Linked DNA regions of Homo sapiens: region 2 is linked to region 1. Evidence: chromatin loops called from intact Hi-C (ENCODE). Cell type or tissue: heart left ventricle. All regions are shown on one strand. Links, peaks and the distances in the headings refer to the core of each region. The heading gives the core; the rest is flanking DNA.

Region 1 (2,810 bases), core at 271-2,770:
TTTCCTTCCAGTGGGTTACCTGTTCTTAGGACTTGGTTCCATCCTTGGTCACAGCCGCTGACCTTCAAGAGCCCCTTCTATATCTGCGTTTCACCACCAGGTAGAGGCACCCAGCCTCTTGGGCTCACTGTCACCGTCTGTTTGCCAAGCTGACAGGGAGCACGTAGTGGATAAAAACTGTTTCCTCTGGGTGGTTAGGTGTGAGCCCTGGCCAGGCTGACTGACAGCCTGCTTGCACAATTCACTTCTAAGAACATCTCAGGGCTACTCCCAGGGAGTTCTGCTTTCGCCACTTCTCACTAGGTCTTTGGAGAATCACAAACTTCTTTCTAGCTCTGCTGTCAAGGGAAGAGCATCTCAAACTGGAAGCTAGGGGAGTTTGAGCTGCAGATTCAATACCGTAATCATATGTTTATGCCAGGCAGCCATTGCTACATCTTAGCAGGGTGTTCTACCTATGGGAATTTAACCACTGTTCATCCATAGCAGCTCCCTAGGGTAGCTGTCTACCCAGGGTTACTACACATAAGAATCACTTACAGACTTAAAAACATAAAGAGATCCGAGAGCCCCACCCGAGACCTACAGAATTAGATTGTCCTGGGAGAAGACTTGGGCAGTCGAATTCTTTTAAAAGCTCCTCAGATGAATCTGATTTTCATCTCTGGTTAAAAACACTGTAAGTGCTTGTTATAGTGGCTCACACCTGTAATCCCAGCACTTTGGGAGGCCAAGGCTGGAGGATTGCTTGAGCCCAGGTGTTTGAGACCAGCCTGGACAACACAGTGAGACCCCGCCTCTACAATTAAAAATTTTTTTTTTTAATTAGCCAGGTGTGGTGATACACATCTGTGGTCCCAGCTACATGGGAAGTTGAGGCAAGGAGGATCGCTGAGTCAAGGAGTTGGAGGCTGCAATGAGCCATATTTGTGCCACTGCACTCCAGCCTGGCAACCCTGTTTCAAAAAATAAATAAATAGATAGAAAACAACAACAACAACAAAACCAAGGTAAAATTTCAAATTAAGATACTGTTTAATAACATAAAAATTCATGAATCCATTTATTCATGAATCCAGTAGTTTTGGAGTTAGATATGTCTTCAAATCCCAGTCCTGCCCCTCACAAGCTGTGTGACCTTGGACCAATTGTTAATTTCTCTAAACTGCAAATTATTCATCTGTAAAAGTCCCTACCTCAGAGGATTATTGGTATCAAGAATAACAGTATCTACCTTATCTAACTGGGTGAGGATTACACAGTTAATACTGTAAAAAGGCTCAGAACACATTACACATATAATCAGTGTTAGCTCTTATGAGAGTTACTCTTACATACTAAATTACTTTTCAGGCTTAATAAAATAGTCCTCAAAGAGGGAAGAGAGAACCCCTCCTAAATATTAAATATCTTGACATCGAAGCACTCCTTATTCTCATGTTTTAAACTGCAAAACGAAGTTACTGGTAAAGGGATACTTTGACTTTGTAAAAGTTTAAGTAAGATTCTTTGCCAAATTTGGTACTGGCCTTACCTGCCCAGAGCTTTCTGACAAGCTACCATTTGTCCCGCCTTTTAAACCAGTGCATTTCAGGGAAAGGGAGACCTCTTGTGGCGTTATGTGCATTACAACGGACTTTCCTCAGAAAAACCAAGTTCTTCAAATCCAGTGGAATTTACTAAACTTGAAATATTAGCCGGGCATGGTGGTGCATGCCTGTGGTCCCAGCTACTCAGAAGGCTGAGGCAGGAGGATCGCTTAAGGCTGGGAGATCGAGGCTGCAGGGAGCCATGATCACACCACTGCACTCCAGCCTGAGTGATGGAGCAAGATCCTCTCTCAAAAAAATAAATAAATAAATAAATAAATAATAATTTAAAAATAAATAGGCCGGGCACGGTGGCTCACGCCTGTAATCCTAGCACTTTGAGAGGCCAAGGTAGGCGGACTATCTGAGGTCAGGGGTTCGAGACCAGCCTGGCCAACATGGCGAAACCCTGTCTCTACTAAAAATACAAAAATTAGACGGGTGTGGTGGCACCTGCCTGTAATCCCAGCTACTGGGGGCGCTGAGGCAGGAGAATCACTTGAACCCAGGAGGCAGAGGTTGCAGTGAGCCGAGATTGTGCCACTGCACTCCAGCCTGGGCGAGAGTGAGACTCCATCTCAAAAATAAATAAATAAAAATAAAAAATAAAATAAACTTGAAATAATTATAAACTGGTTTTAACGGTAGCTAGCCTATTCCCTCTCTTCATCTCAGATCTCTTCCCACTCCCTAGTTCTGTTCCCTGGTCACTTTCTCCCTCTATTTCCTGCTCAACTTCTCAAGCTTGACTGCTTCTCTGGGAACCTCAAAGGGAGAGAACTGGAAATCCGGAACAAGGAGAAGGACTGCACCCAGAAATCCACTGGAGTTCTTCTTAGCCATGGAAGGCTCAGCAGAGCGAGCCTCACCGTCCAGGAAGCCTTTCCAGGCAGGTGTCCTGGCTGAGCTAGTGCCCTTCCCACATGCTGTCTCCTCCCCCAAACTATGAGTTGTTTAAAGCAAGGATTTTCTTCTTTCCAAAAAACAGTGGATAGTGCTGCAGTGAACATAGGTGTGCATGTATCTTTATAATAGAATGATTTATATTCCCAAAGGAATATAAATATATATTCCTTGGGCACTGCCAAGTGCCCAAGCCACCAAACCCATTCCCAAAGGAATATAAATCAGTAATGCGACTGCTGGGTCAAATGGTATTTCTGGTTCTAGGTCTTTGAGGAATCGCCATAATATCTTCCACAAGGGTTGAAGTAACTTACA
Region 2 (2,810 bases), core at 303-2,802, 130 kb before region 1:
CAAAATCGTGGCCTCCATGTGGGACAGCCTGGGAGAGGAACAGAAGCAGGTGAGCCTCCCTCTCTTTCTGGGCCATCCCCTGAGGCTTTGTGGTCCTGGAACCAAGGACACACTTTGAAGGTCTGAAACCAGGCCCAGCTCTGGAACTAGAGACTCTTACAGAGGTCTTTCCTGGGCTCAGGTTGCCCATCTGTAAACTGGGAAGCTAGCTGCCTTCCAATTCTACTAACCAACTGCATTTACTAGCAACTTAACCACTCTGAACCTCTGCTTCCCGCAACTTAACCATTCTGAACCTCTGCTTCCCCCTTGATAAAATGAGAACAAGCATCTCCATCCATCTTGTCCCACCAACCCTAAAAGTCTGGAGTCCAGGCCAGAGCTTCCTATCCCACTGACCATGTGCCTGTGGCCTCCTCTAAAGGCCTCCAGGGAGAATAGAGAGCAGAACTAGCTGGTAGGCAAATGGAGTTGCCAGCTGTGTGACCTCAGCCTGACCACCTAAACTCTCTGAGCCTCGGTTTTCATGTCTATTAAAACAGGGGTGCTGGCTACTCCTTCTCTGAGCTCACATCTGGGCTGGGCTTTCCCCCCGGTATGTCACTGAATCCTTACAACACCCTGTGGAGTAGCCATTGCTTTCCTGTTTGGTAGAGACACCAAGAGGTAAAGTGACTCACCCAGGGTCACCAGCGTGAATCAAGGTAGAGTCAGGATTTGAACTCACATCTGTAGAAGCAGGAGGCTCAACTGGGCTGTTGGCATGAGAGACATGAATCAAATAAGCAGATGAGTAAATGTAAAATTACAATTGTGATTGTGCCGTGTACCAGGAGGGTACATAGTTCATGAGAGTGGAAAGAGCAGGGACGGACATTGTCCCAGGGGTCAGGTCACCAGGTGAGACCTGAAGTGTGAGTTCTCTTTGGAGGAGGGGAAGTGTTCCAGACAGGGAGGCCTGGTAAGGAAGGAGGCTGGAAAAGCACAGGGGACTGAAAGGAGACCAGGATGGCCAGAGAGGAGACAATAAGAGTACCCATGGCAGAGACGGAGCTGGAAAGGAGGGCAGGGGCCAGACCACGCTGGGCTTTGCAGACCTTGGAAGTAGTCAGGCCCTGTTCTAAGAGGAGAGAAAACCAGTGAAGAGTTTTATGTAGAGGAGAGACTGGAACGGCAGCATAAGGCAGGTAAGAGTGGATGTGGAGGGTGCACAGTGATCCAGGTGGGGGAAGGTAGGGTCTGGAGCATCTTCCAGAATGGTTTAGGGTAGGGGACACAGAGCATGTCCTGGGAGCCTCCTTGCATCTGGCTTCCATTCTGAGTAAATGGAGATGCCAGTCACTGGATGGGAAATATGGGGAAAGTAGCAGGCTTGGGGCAGAGAGATGAATTACTGACTTATTTGAAACATCATCTTTACCGTATTCTAAAATTTTAGGTAATTTTGGAATATGTTATAATGCAGAGAGTTTATTTGGGAGATGATCCCCACCTCTGGTAGGGGAGTGGGGAAATGAGACAGGGAAAGGAGGGCAGCCAGGAAAGGGCACATTGTCCCAGGAGAATCCACCATGGGCAACTGGAGCACAATCCCGCTGGGAACTCAGGAGCCTGCTTAGAACGTGCCAGGCCTCAGGGTCATCCTGTCTGAGGGGCAAGGGTGCTGGGGTGGACACCAGCATTCCTTCAGAGCTGCTCCAGGGGACATTACTTCTGCAGCACCCCTGGCCTGCTACACATGCCAGGCTCCTGCCACCAGAGGGACCCTCAGGCAAAGGAATATAGCCGGTGGCAGCTGGAAGTAGAGCATGTTTGTAGGACAGGGGTAAGGACTGGGGGATATTGGCAGGGCACTGTGGCTTTTGCTATAGGGACGTCTGTCATTTTCACTTGTGTGTTTCGTTGGCAACCAATTCCCTTTCAAAAGACTTCAGGTTGTTTTTGTTTGGTGGGGGGATTTCCTTGCCGTTTTATACAGTCTGGGGAGACAGTGGTCTCAAGTCCTATGTCCCCGGGCACTCCCTCCACCGATGCTTTCTCTGACCTCATTCAGCGCAGCCCAGAGGCAAGCAAAGGTGGTTGAGAGTCCCAGCCCCTGTGTCGGTTTCATTTCTGCTTACCTGTCTGACGTTTTATTTCTAACCCAAGAACTTGGCATATATTTATTTCCATCCGATAATGGGCATTTCTCTCCTTTTACTTAATGCGTTCTTTTACTTAATGCGTTATAAATGGCTTGTTTCTCCCCATTTTCCTAGCAAATTGTTGAGTATAAAAAGTTAGGAATTTAATTTGTAACTGCCAAGCTTACTATTTATTTTATCATTTCTGATCATTTTTAATTCCTGAGTCTTCTAGGTTTAAAAAAAGTGTCTATAATTATACACATATTTATACATATGTATCTTTTACAAATGATAATTTTGTCTCCTTTGTTATTTGTTTTTTAAGAGACAGGGTGTCACTCTGTCACCCAGGCTAGAGGTCAGTGGCATGATCATAGCTCACTGCAGCCTTGAACTCCTGGGCTCAAGCAATTTTCCCAGCTCAGCTTCCCAAGTAGCTGGACTACAGGCGTGCCATGCATCACCATGCCCCACAAAATTTTTTCTTTTTTTTGGTATTTTGTAGAGACAGGGTCTTGCTGTGTTGCTCAGGCTGACAAACTCTTAGCCTCAAATGATCATCCCACCTTGGCCTCCCAAAGTGCTGGGATTAGAGGCATGAGCCACTATATCCAGCCATATCTCCTTATTTTGTCTCCTCACTTCTCAGATTTCTAATTCTGTTTTCTTTTCCCAGTTATGTTG

Evidence for each region. A loop is a pair of places that touch in the nucleus more often than their neighbours do. Peaks named below come from ENCODE experiments on the same cell type or tissue, not always from the same donor. Only the 100,000 strongest peaks of a DNase experiment are listed, where the experiment ranks them.
Region 2: a loop joins it to region 1, with 7 times the contacts of the local background. A loop is called at or near these places in 8 of 110 quality-filtered maps.

The regions. Positions count from the first base shown.
Region 1 is chr20:44,188,800-44,191,609 of GRCh38, forward strand. No RefSeq gene overlaps it. Among named protein-coding and RNA genes, the nearest start is that of JPH2, 3.0 kb to the left of the region's middle. In heart left ventricle, for the core only: a CTCF peak has its summit at 1,604 (motif pointing left); no DNase peak of the experiment used is centred there; H3K27ac peaks cover 678 bases.
Region 2 is chr20:44,054,478-44,057,287 of GRCh38, forward strand. It overlaps TOX2 (TOX high mobility group box family member 2), which reads left to right. Exons shown (of 9, transcript NM_001098797.2): 5 at 1-49. Among named protein-coding and RNA genes, the nearest start is that of JPH2, 130 kb to the right of the region's middle. RefSeq lists a silencer at 1,690-1,799. In heart left ventricle, for the core only: a CTCF peak has its summit at 1,766 (motif pointing right); no DNase peak of the experiment used is centred there.